2 separate regions of the Homo sapiens genome follow, and region 1 is linked to region 2. A link is an interaction called in ENCODE POLR2A ChIA-PET data of the cell type or tissue named here. Cell type or tissue: GM12878. All regions are shown on one strand. Links, peaks and the distances in the headings refer to the core of each region. The heading gives the core; the rest is flanking DNA. Region 1 has its middle 26 kb from the start of NFAM1. Region 2 overlaps TCF20 (transcription factor 20).

The links. Peaks named below come from ENCODE experiments on the same cell type or tissue, not always from the same donor. Only the 100,000 strongest peaks of a DNase experiment are listed, where the experiment ranks them.
Region 1: POLR2A ChIA-PET joins it to region 2 with 7 read pairs; 6 of 35 experiments call an interaction of 5 or more read pairs at or near these places.

What each region holds. Positions count from the first base shown.
Region 1 is chr22:42,456,176-42,460,570 of GRCh38, forward strand. No RefSeq gene overlaps it. Among named protein-coding and RNA genes, the nearest start is that of NFAM1, 26 kb to the left of the region's middle. RefSeq lists an enhancer at 1,972-2,131. In GM12878, for the core only: a CTCF peak has its summit at 2,341 (motif pointing left); a DNase peak (open chromatin) is centred at 2,126.
Region 2 is chr22:42,181,822-42,186,216 of GRCh38, forward strand. All of the region lies in intron 2 of TCF20 (transcription factor 20), which reads right to left. Among named protein-coding and RNA genes, the nearest start is that of CYP2D6, 53 kb to the left of the region's middle. In GM12878, for the core only: no CTCF peak of the experiment used is centred there; a DNase peak (open chromatin) is centred at 1,880; H3K27ac peaks cover 371 bases.

The DNA of each region.
Region 1 (4,395 bases), core at 321-4,320, 270 kb after region 2:
TTATCAATATCAGACCAAGTAGATTGTATAGCAGAAGACATTACCAGGGATAAAGAGGTTAATTCAATAATGATTAAGGGGTCAGTTATTCCAGAGGACATAACAATTCTAAACGTTTATGTACCTAATAACAGAGCTTCAAAACACTTGAAGCAAAAACTTATAGAACAGCAAAGAGAAATGGAAAAGTTGACAATCATAGTTGAAGATGTCAATACCCTGCTTTCAATAATTGATAGAATTGATAGAATAGCTGGGTATAGCCGTGTATCACCTGTAGTCCCAGCTACTCAGGAGGCTGTGGCAGGAGAAGCACTTTAGCCCAGGACTTGAGTCTAGTCTGGACAACATAGTGAGATCCCACCTCTGAATAAATACATAGAAATTGATAGAATGAATAGACAGAAAACCAGCAAATATATAGAAGATTTGAACAACATTATCAACCAACTCGATCCAATGGACATTTATAAAACACTTTACCCAACAACAGCAGAATACACATTCCTCTCAAGTTCACACAGAATATTTACCAACATAGACAATATTCTGAGACATTAAACAAGTCTCAGTACATTTAAAGGGACTCAAGTCATTCAAAGTATGCTCTCTTACAATGGAATTAAATTAGAAATTGGTAACAGAAAGAGCTCTGAAAATGCCCAAATAACTTGAAAACGAAATAACACACTTCTAAATAATCCACGGGTCAAAAAAGAAGTCAAAAGAGAAGTCAGAAAGTATTTTGAACTGACTGAAAAGGAAAACCCAACATATCAAGTTGTGTGGTATTATTAGCTGTACGTTTCTTTGTAGATGCTATTTATCAGGTTGAAGAAGTTCTCTATTCTCAGTTTGCTGGGAATTTTTTTTTTTGTTTTTTGTTTTTTGAAACTGATTCTGGCTCTGTCACTCAGGCTGGAGTGCAGTGGCGTGATCTCGGCTCACTGCAAGCTCTGCCTCCTGGGTTCACACCATTCTCCTGCCTCAGCCTCCCGAATAGCTGGGACTACAGGCGCCCGCCACCACGCCCGGCTAATTTTTTGTATTTTTAGTAGAGACGGGGTTTCACTGTGTTAGCCAGGATTGTCTCGATTTCCTGACCTCGTGATCTGCCCGCCTCGGCCTCCCAAAGTGCTGGGATTACAGGCATGAGCCACCACGCCCGGCCATTTTTTTTTTTTTTAATTATGAATGGGTGTTGGATTTTTGTCAAAAGCTTTTCTTGCATCAATTGATATGATCCTATGATTTTCTTCTTTATCCTGTTGGTATGCTAAATTGCATTAATTTTTTTGTGTTTTTGTTTTATGAGACTGAGTCTCACTCTGTAGTCCAAGCTGAAGTGCAGTGGCATGCAGTGGTCAGCTCACTGCGACCTCCGCCTCCGGGGCTCGGGCTTAAGCTATTCTCGTGCCTCAGCCTCCCGAGAAGCTGGGACTACAGGCGCATGTCACATGCCACCATGCCCAGCTAATTGTTTGTATTTTAGTAGAGATGGGGTTTCACCATGTTGCCCAGAGTGGTCTCGAACTCCTGATCTCAGGCCATCCACCTGCCTCGGCCTCCCAAAATGCTGAGATTACAGGTGTGAGCCACTGTGCCCTGCCTAATTAATTTTTGAATATTGAGTCAGCTTTGCACACTGCCAATGCAATCAAGATGTAGTTATTCTTAGGCTGGGCATGGTGGCTCACACCTGTAATCCCAGGACTTTGGGAGGCCGAGGAAGGTGGATCACTGGAGGTCAGGAGTTCAAAACCAGCCTGGCCAACATGGTGAAACCCCGTCTCTACTAAAAATACAAAAAACTAATCAGGCATTGTGGCGTGTGTCTGCTACTCAGGAGGCTGAGGCAGAAGAATGGCTTGAACCCGGGAGGCGGGAGGTTGCAGTGAGCCAAGATCACGCCACTGCACTCCAGCCTGGGCAACAGAGCAAGACTCTGTCTCAAAAAAAAAAAAGTAGTAGTTATTCTTTCTCTACCCCCTCTCCCTTCCCACTGACTGAGGCAGGCAATGATGATGAAGCCTTAGGCAGAGGAGATGGAAGGTGATGTGCTCCGGAATCACTGTATGGGGGAAAACCCCCTCATCAACCACAAACACTCACACTGGTCAGTCATGTGAGTGAGAAACACATGTCTTTTGGGTTAAGACGTTAATATTTGGGGATTTATATTAGGGGATTTATTTATTACAACAGCTAGCGTTTCCTTGCTGTTAACCTCAAAAATCATCAGTGTATCTCGAAAGACACATTCTTCTTCTTCTTCTCTTTTTAATTGAGATGGAGTCTCGCTCTGTTGCCCAAGCTGGAGTGCAGTGATGCAATCTTGGCTCACTGCAACCTCTGCTGGCCAGGTTCAAGCAATTCTCCTGCCTCAGCGTCCAGAGTAGCTGGTATTACAGGTGCCCATCACCACGCCCAGCTAATTTTTGTATTTTTAGTAGAGACAGAGGTTCGCCATGTTGGCCAGGCTGGTCTCGAACTCCTGACCTCAGGTGATCCACCTGCCTTGGCCTCCCAAAGTGCTGGGATGACAGGTTGGAGCCTCTGCGCCCAGCCCAATTCTTGAGTATTAAATGCTTAACTGCCTTGTTATACCTCCTGTACTAAGAACACTAAAAATGTAGAGCATTTTAGACAAGAAACCTAATTAAAAAAAAAAAAAAAAAACCCAGTTCAAAAGCATTTGGGAGTGATTCAGAAAACCACAGCCCCGGAGCTATAGTCTCTGAAGATGCGGGGCCTGGACCTCTCTGCATTCCCCCATTGGTGTCTGCTGAAGACTAGCGTCTGCAGAAATCCCAGTCTGTACACAGGCTGAGACTATTCCTTTTCCCTACATCCTGGTGATGGGCACACACACACCTCAAGGGAGGCGTCGATGCTCTCAGGCACTGAACTTGTTCCCGTGTCTTTATGTTTCATGATCGTATATGAGAGAGGGAGCGTGGCCTGGAACTGTACACAAAATGTGACCGAAAACAGCCTCTCGCTGTTTCCAATTAAACAACCTGCTCGAGCCTTTGGTTTCTCTCCATCACTTCCTGTCTCAATCTCACTGACGTCTTCTTTTTTAGCAAAATGCATTTGTATTTCAAGCAGAAGATCAATGGTTACATTTTAAAACGCTAAATATCTTTTCTGCCAGGCCGAATGGGGGTGTTTCTCCCATCCTTCTCTGCACGTCTTCTCATCTTAAAGCGATGGAATTGAGTTCTGTGAAATCCGATCTGGTGTTTAAGCTCTGATTTATAACAAATTACCTATGTGGCACTCAAGAAAGAACTTGTATGTCAGATAACACTGGAGTTTGATTTCACCACCCTGCCCCCAAACCCGTTTATTCATTCATGGCGGGGAGAGATCCAGAGGGCCGGAGCAATTTCATCAACCCTGGAATTCGCGCATGGAGCCTCCTCTCCCCAGACCATCCTGCTACCATGAATAGACAGCACGTGGCCGCCTTTTATGATAAGGTCAGAGGAAAGGAGTGCATAGAGAGAGGCCGTTTGGAGAGTCGGAGCTGTAAGTTTCAGGTATAAAACCTGAATAGTACCAGTCCTCTTGCCTGGGGCCAGATCAGACAGGAGGGAGGAGGTGGAAGGCAACTGTTCCACCTCCCGAGGTGATTCCTTTGGACGCCTGAATCCTTTGGATTCCCTGGCTCCCAGCAGCGGACTCTGCCCTCAGCCATCTTTATCACTCCTGATTAGGGCTGCAGACGCCTCCCTCCCCACCCTGCCTTGCCAGGCTTTGTGGCTCCCCGGGCTCGTTTTCTGATAGAGCTGTCAGTTTTTACTACTGATAGGAGAAATCATTTTCTTTCTTAGCTGAATGTTAATTGGCTCCCCTCCCCCATTCACTTAGTATATCCCGTCCCCTATTTTTTTTTTTTACCCCAAGGAAAAGGTACCTTAGTAGAGACACATTTCGGAAAGACAAAGAAGGTGTTTCTTGCTAAATTGCTAATTGGTAACTGAAATCAGAGGTTAAGAAAAAGCTAAAGAGGAGAGCGAGGAAGGAATTAGGACCACATGTTTCTGTAGCTTGAGGTGAGCTGGCGCCGCCTAAATGCTCCTCGGATGCAGCACCTGCTTTCTGTAGCGGGCTCAATATTCAATAAGGAGACCCACGAGATCAGCTGGGGCCAGTTGAGCAAACATTGACATCTTGGAGGTACCAGGCACCAAGACAGGTCCTAGAGATGCGGAGGTGACTAAGACCCTTTGACAGTCCTATGGGACAAAGTGTCAGTTTGATGTGATGGGAGCAGTGGCAAAGGTAAACCAGGATACTGCGAGACTCACCGAGGGTCACAGAAACTTCCTGGAGAAAGCGAAGTTAGAGCTAGGCTTTGTACGATAACTAGGAGTTGGCTGGGAGATG
Region 2 (4,395 bases), core at 229-4,228:
GGCTGTCCTTGAACTCCTGGGCTCAAGCAATTCTCCCATCTCAGCCTCCAAAAGTGCTAAGATTACAAGCATGAAAGTTTCACCCTCTCAAAAAGAGACAAGAGGGAGGAACAGGTAATTTTTCTTGCGCAGCCTCTGTGAGGATTAGACAGTGGGATCTGTGGCAGCCACAGTATCACCATGAGGGGACAGCCCTGAAGACAAAGCCAGCCTGCTGAGGACAGAAGAGTGGCAAGATGGAGAGACCTGGGCCTACCATGACACTGTCAAGCACTAAATCACCCAAACCCAGGACCAGGCCACCTCTAGCCTTGTTACAGGAAACTTGGGTGCTGCTGTAGAAGGGTTAAGTATGCATGCTCTGGAACCTAAATAACTGCCTGGTAAGTGGCTCCACTTTCTAGCTCTGCCTTCTTGGCCAAACTCCTAACCTCTGTTCCTCAACCTACAGACGTGGGACTAATAATAGCACTCACCTCATAGAAATGTCATAAGGGTTAAATGAATTAATTCAGGCTTAAAACAGTGGCTGGGTCAAAAGTGCTAAGTAAATGTGACCCAAGATGACCATGTGTCAGACATATGCTAGATAATCTACAAAGACCATCTCATGAAAAGCAACCACACAGCAGGCCTCATCACCATCCCGGTTTACAAGAGGAAAGAGAAGACGTGGAGCTTAGATCTGAACAATGTCCATTTGCTTCCTACCTCAACTCCACAACCTGGCAAGCAGTGTGCAAACTCCACTATGATTAATTTATAACATTGCATCCAAAGGGGAAAGACTCTCAGGCTGTATTAGGGACTTAGAGAAAGATCCTTAAAGACAGTTTAGTTCAGTGGTTTTTGAAGTGTGGTCCCCTGGAACAGCAGCATCAGCAACACTCAGGGACTTGTCAGAAATGCAGTTTTGTTTTTTGGGTTATTTTTGAGACAGAGTCTCGTTCTGTCACCCAGGCTAGAGTGCAGTGGCACAGTCTTGGCTCACTGCAACCTCCGACTCCCATGTTCAAGTGATTCTCGTGCCTCAGCTTCCCAAGTAGCTAGGATTACAGGCATGAACCACCACACCTGGCAACTTTTTGTTTTTTTACTAGAGACGGGGTTTCAACATGTTGGCCAGGCTGGTCTTGAACTTCTGACCTCAAGTGATCCACCTGCCTTGGCTTCCCAAAGTGCTGGGATTACAGGCGTGAGCCACTGTGCTTGGCAGAAATGCACGCTTTTGAGCCCCACCTAAATCTGTGTTGTGAGAAGTCCTCCAGGCTATTCTGATGTACAATGCAGTTTGAGGACCACTGGTCTAATTCAACTCCCCAACTTTTCAGATGCGGAAAAAAGAAACCCAGAGAGACACAATGACTGGGTGAGCTAGGATTACTGGATTACTGGTTTCCTGAGAGCCATTCAGTGTTCTGTCTCCTACAGAGCAATCAGATCTTGGGATATGGTAGGCAGAATCCCAAGAACCTGTGATCTTATATATACAAAATCAACTTTGTGGATGAGATTAAGTCAAGGACCTTGAGATGGGAAGAATATGCTAGGTTATCCAGGTGGGCCCAATCTAATCACACAGGCCCATAAAAGCAAACGATTCCCCCCCAGAGGGAGTTACAGTTGTCAGCTTCAGGGAGACCTGATGATTTGCCAGCAGGGTCATAGGTGCAATGCTGCTGGCCTGGAAGATGGGAGAAGGGACAGGGCGGCAGCTGCAGAATTTTTAAAAGGCAAGGAAGCATGTTCTCCCCTAAGACTCTGGACTTTTCCAAAGCCCAGCCCACACCTCAATTCCAGCCCAGTAAGACACCTGTGTTGGACTTTGAACCTACAGAACTGTAAGCAGAACTGTATTAACAAGTTTGTGGTAAGGTGTTATGACAATGATAGAAAACTAATACACGGGGATTTCCCAAGACTCTCAAGTGATTGTTCATTTTCCTTTTAGGTTCTTTTTTTTTTTTTTTGATGGAGTTTCGCTCTTGTCGCTCTGGAGTGCAATGGCATGATCTCGGCTCACCGCAACCTCCACCTCCCGGGTTCAAGCGATTCCCCTGCCTCAGCCTCCCGAGTAGATGGGATTACAGGCACCTGCCACCACGCCCAGCTAATCTTTGTATTTTTAGTAGAGATGAGGTTTCACCATGTTGGCCAGGCTAGTCTTGAACTCCTGATCTCAGGTGATCTGCCCACCTCAGCCTCTCAAAGTGCTGGGATTACAGGCATCAGCCACCGCACCTGGCCTTAGGTTCTTTAATGCAACAGATTTCTCCCTCAATTTGCCTAGTGAAACCTACAATTTCACTAGGCAAATTGTGACATCAGGAGATCAATAAAGAAGGAACTCTGGGTCTGTCTTCGACATCTGTTTTTCTTGTAGAAGAAACAAGAGGCTAAAGCAAAGTGACCTGCTAAAGATCACATAGCTAGTAAGAGAACTTAGAACTTTACCTCTTTTTCTTCTGAACCCCAAGTTCAACTTTCTTCATACCATACCATGACGCCTGTTAGCCCCCTTCATTCACTCAACTATCCAACATTTGAAAAGTACTTTCTAGGTGCCAGGTGCCAAAGATAGAATATAAATACTTATCTATAGTATCTTCCATGTGTAAGGTTTTCCCTTCTACCCAAAAATCAATACCCAGGCCAGTACAATTTCTAATTAAATTTTTATTCTATACTTTTTACCTGGAGTAGCTATTTGCATTATCATCCTCCTATGCTACAAATAATATATTAAAGTCACTGCACAGCTAAATGTCCTTTGTTTTTGACCACAGTGTTACTACATTCACTCCAAGCAGAGGTAAGTCCATACAATACTGCTCCCCAGGAAGAATGAGACACATTGGGGGCTCCAAGCATGATTTCTAAATTAAGACACATTTTAAAAATAAGGAATGGCCCAAACTTCAAAATCTTTTAATAGTAAATTTTTTATTATGGAAGGGAATAAAAACTATTTTTAAAGAACTCTAATAAGAACCTCACATTTTTTGATACTCTAAACTTGGGAAATAAATTATAAAAGGTATTATTAGTTTTGGGACATGTTTTAACGGAAAGTGGCCCAGATACAGAGCTTGAACCTTTCACCAGACTTTGTCACTGTCTCAGAGGCAGGGCTCGCTGACTTGAGGTAGCAAACTGCAAGGACTGAGTCAACTAGCGTTGTTTAATCCTTATCTGAGGGAAGCTTTAAGGGAGCCTTCTCCAAGCCTGATGCCTGCTCATTCACAGAAAGGCTCTTTCTTATGAGATATAACAGCAACCTGAATCATCATCCTGTTTAATTAGCATCTCAGAGCAGCCTCAGAACACCAAAGCAACTGGGTCACAGTAGTATTATAGCACACTGATGACAACTGGTTTTGTTCAAGCCTTGCAGATTACCCTCCACTACTGTGCCTAAGACGGCTCTTATCCAGCATGGCACACACTTCTGCTCATGCTCACAATATTTACTTACTCATGTTTGTCCATCTCCCCTAAACTGTGAGACTTGTTCTTGCACCCCCCAAGGACTGGCACACCATAGGCACTGTAAATGTGGGCTGATGGAATGAATGCAATGTCTGACAAACTTGAGAGCCTGAAGACAACTAATGAGGATACTCTTCAATGAGTTACAAAACTGATGCTGGTGGAGCTTGGAGAATGTGGAACAAGGTATGTGTTCATTTTTGGCCACCAGCAAAAAGTTTTTTGTCCTTTTAATTATGCCTCCTACATCTAGGATGGAAGCCGCTGTCCTCCCAGCTATCAATGCCAACTACGTGGCAGCTAGATGGGCTACATACAAGGAGCTACCCTTCAAGGCCCTGTGAGCATTTCTTTGATGCAACTCTGCATCCTATCAAGCTTCTTAAAGACTACTTCAAAGTGTTAGCCAAAGCAATACATACATAGCCCTAGGTGTTTTGGTCCTTACTTCCTTAGAGCTAGACGATCTCCTTACGTTTCTTCATGAAAAGCTCATGAGACTGGCTGGAGAACCTTTAACTTGCCATTAACACAAAGACTGAGGGAATGGGCTCTGGCACCAGCCTCTGGGACCTGCACCACGGCCCAGTACCACCAAGGCTTCCCAGTCAACCTCAGAGGGACAGAGACTTGTCCAGTTCTTCTCAGGTCCATTTACTCAGTGCTACTCAAGTTATGGTACATGGATTTAGAATCTGCACTTATGTCCTACAGCTGCTCCGGCAAAAGTGCCAGTTTCAGAAACTGAATCCATTAAATACACACTTAATCAATTATGATGTCAGTATGAAACATCAGCCAGCCACTCACTGGCTAAGGGCTAATTGTGTGTACTTAAGACAAAAGTTCCAGGCTTGACTAGCTTTTTAGAATAAATGTGGTTGGTCTAATGTGCATACTGTCCAG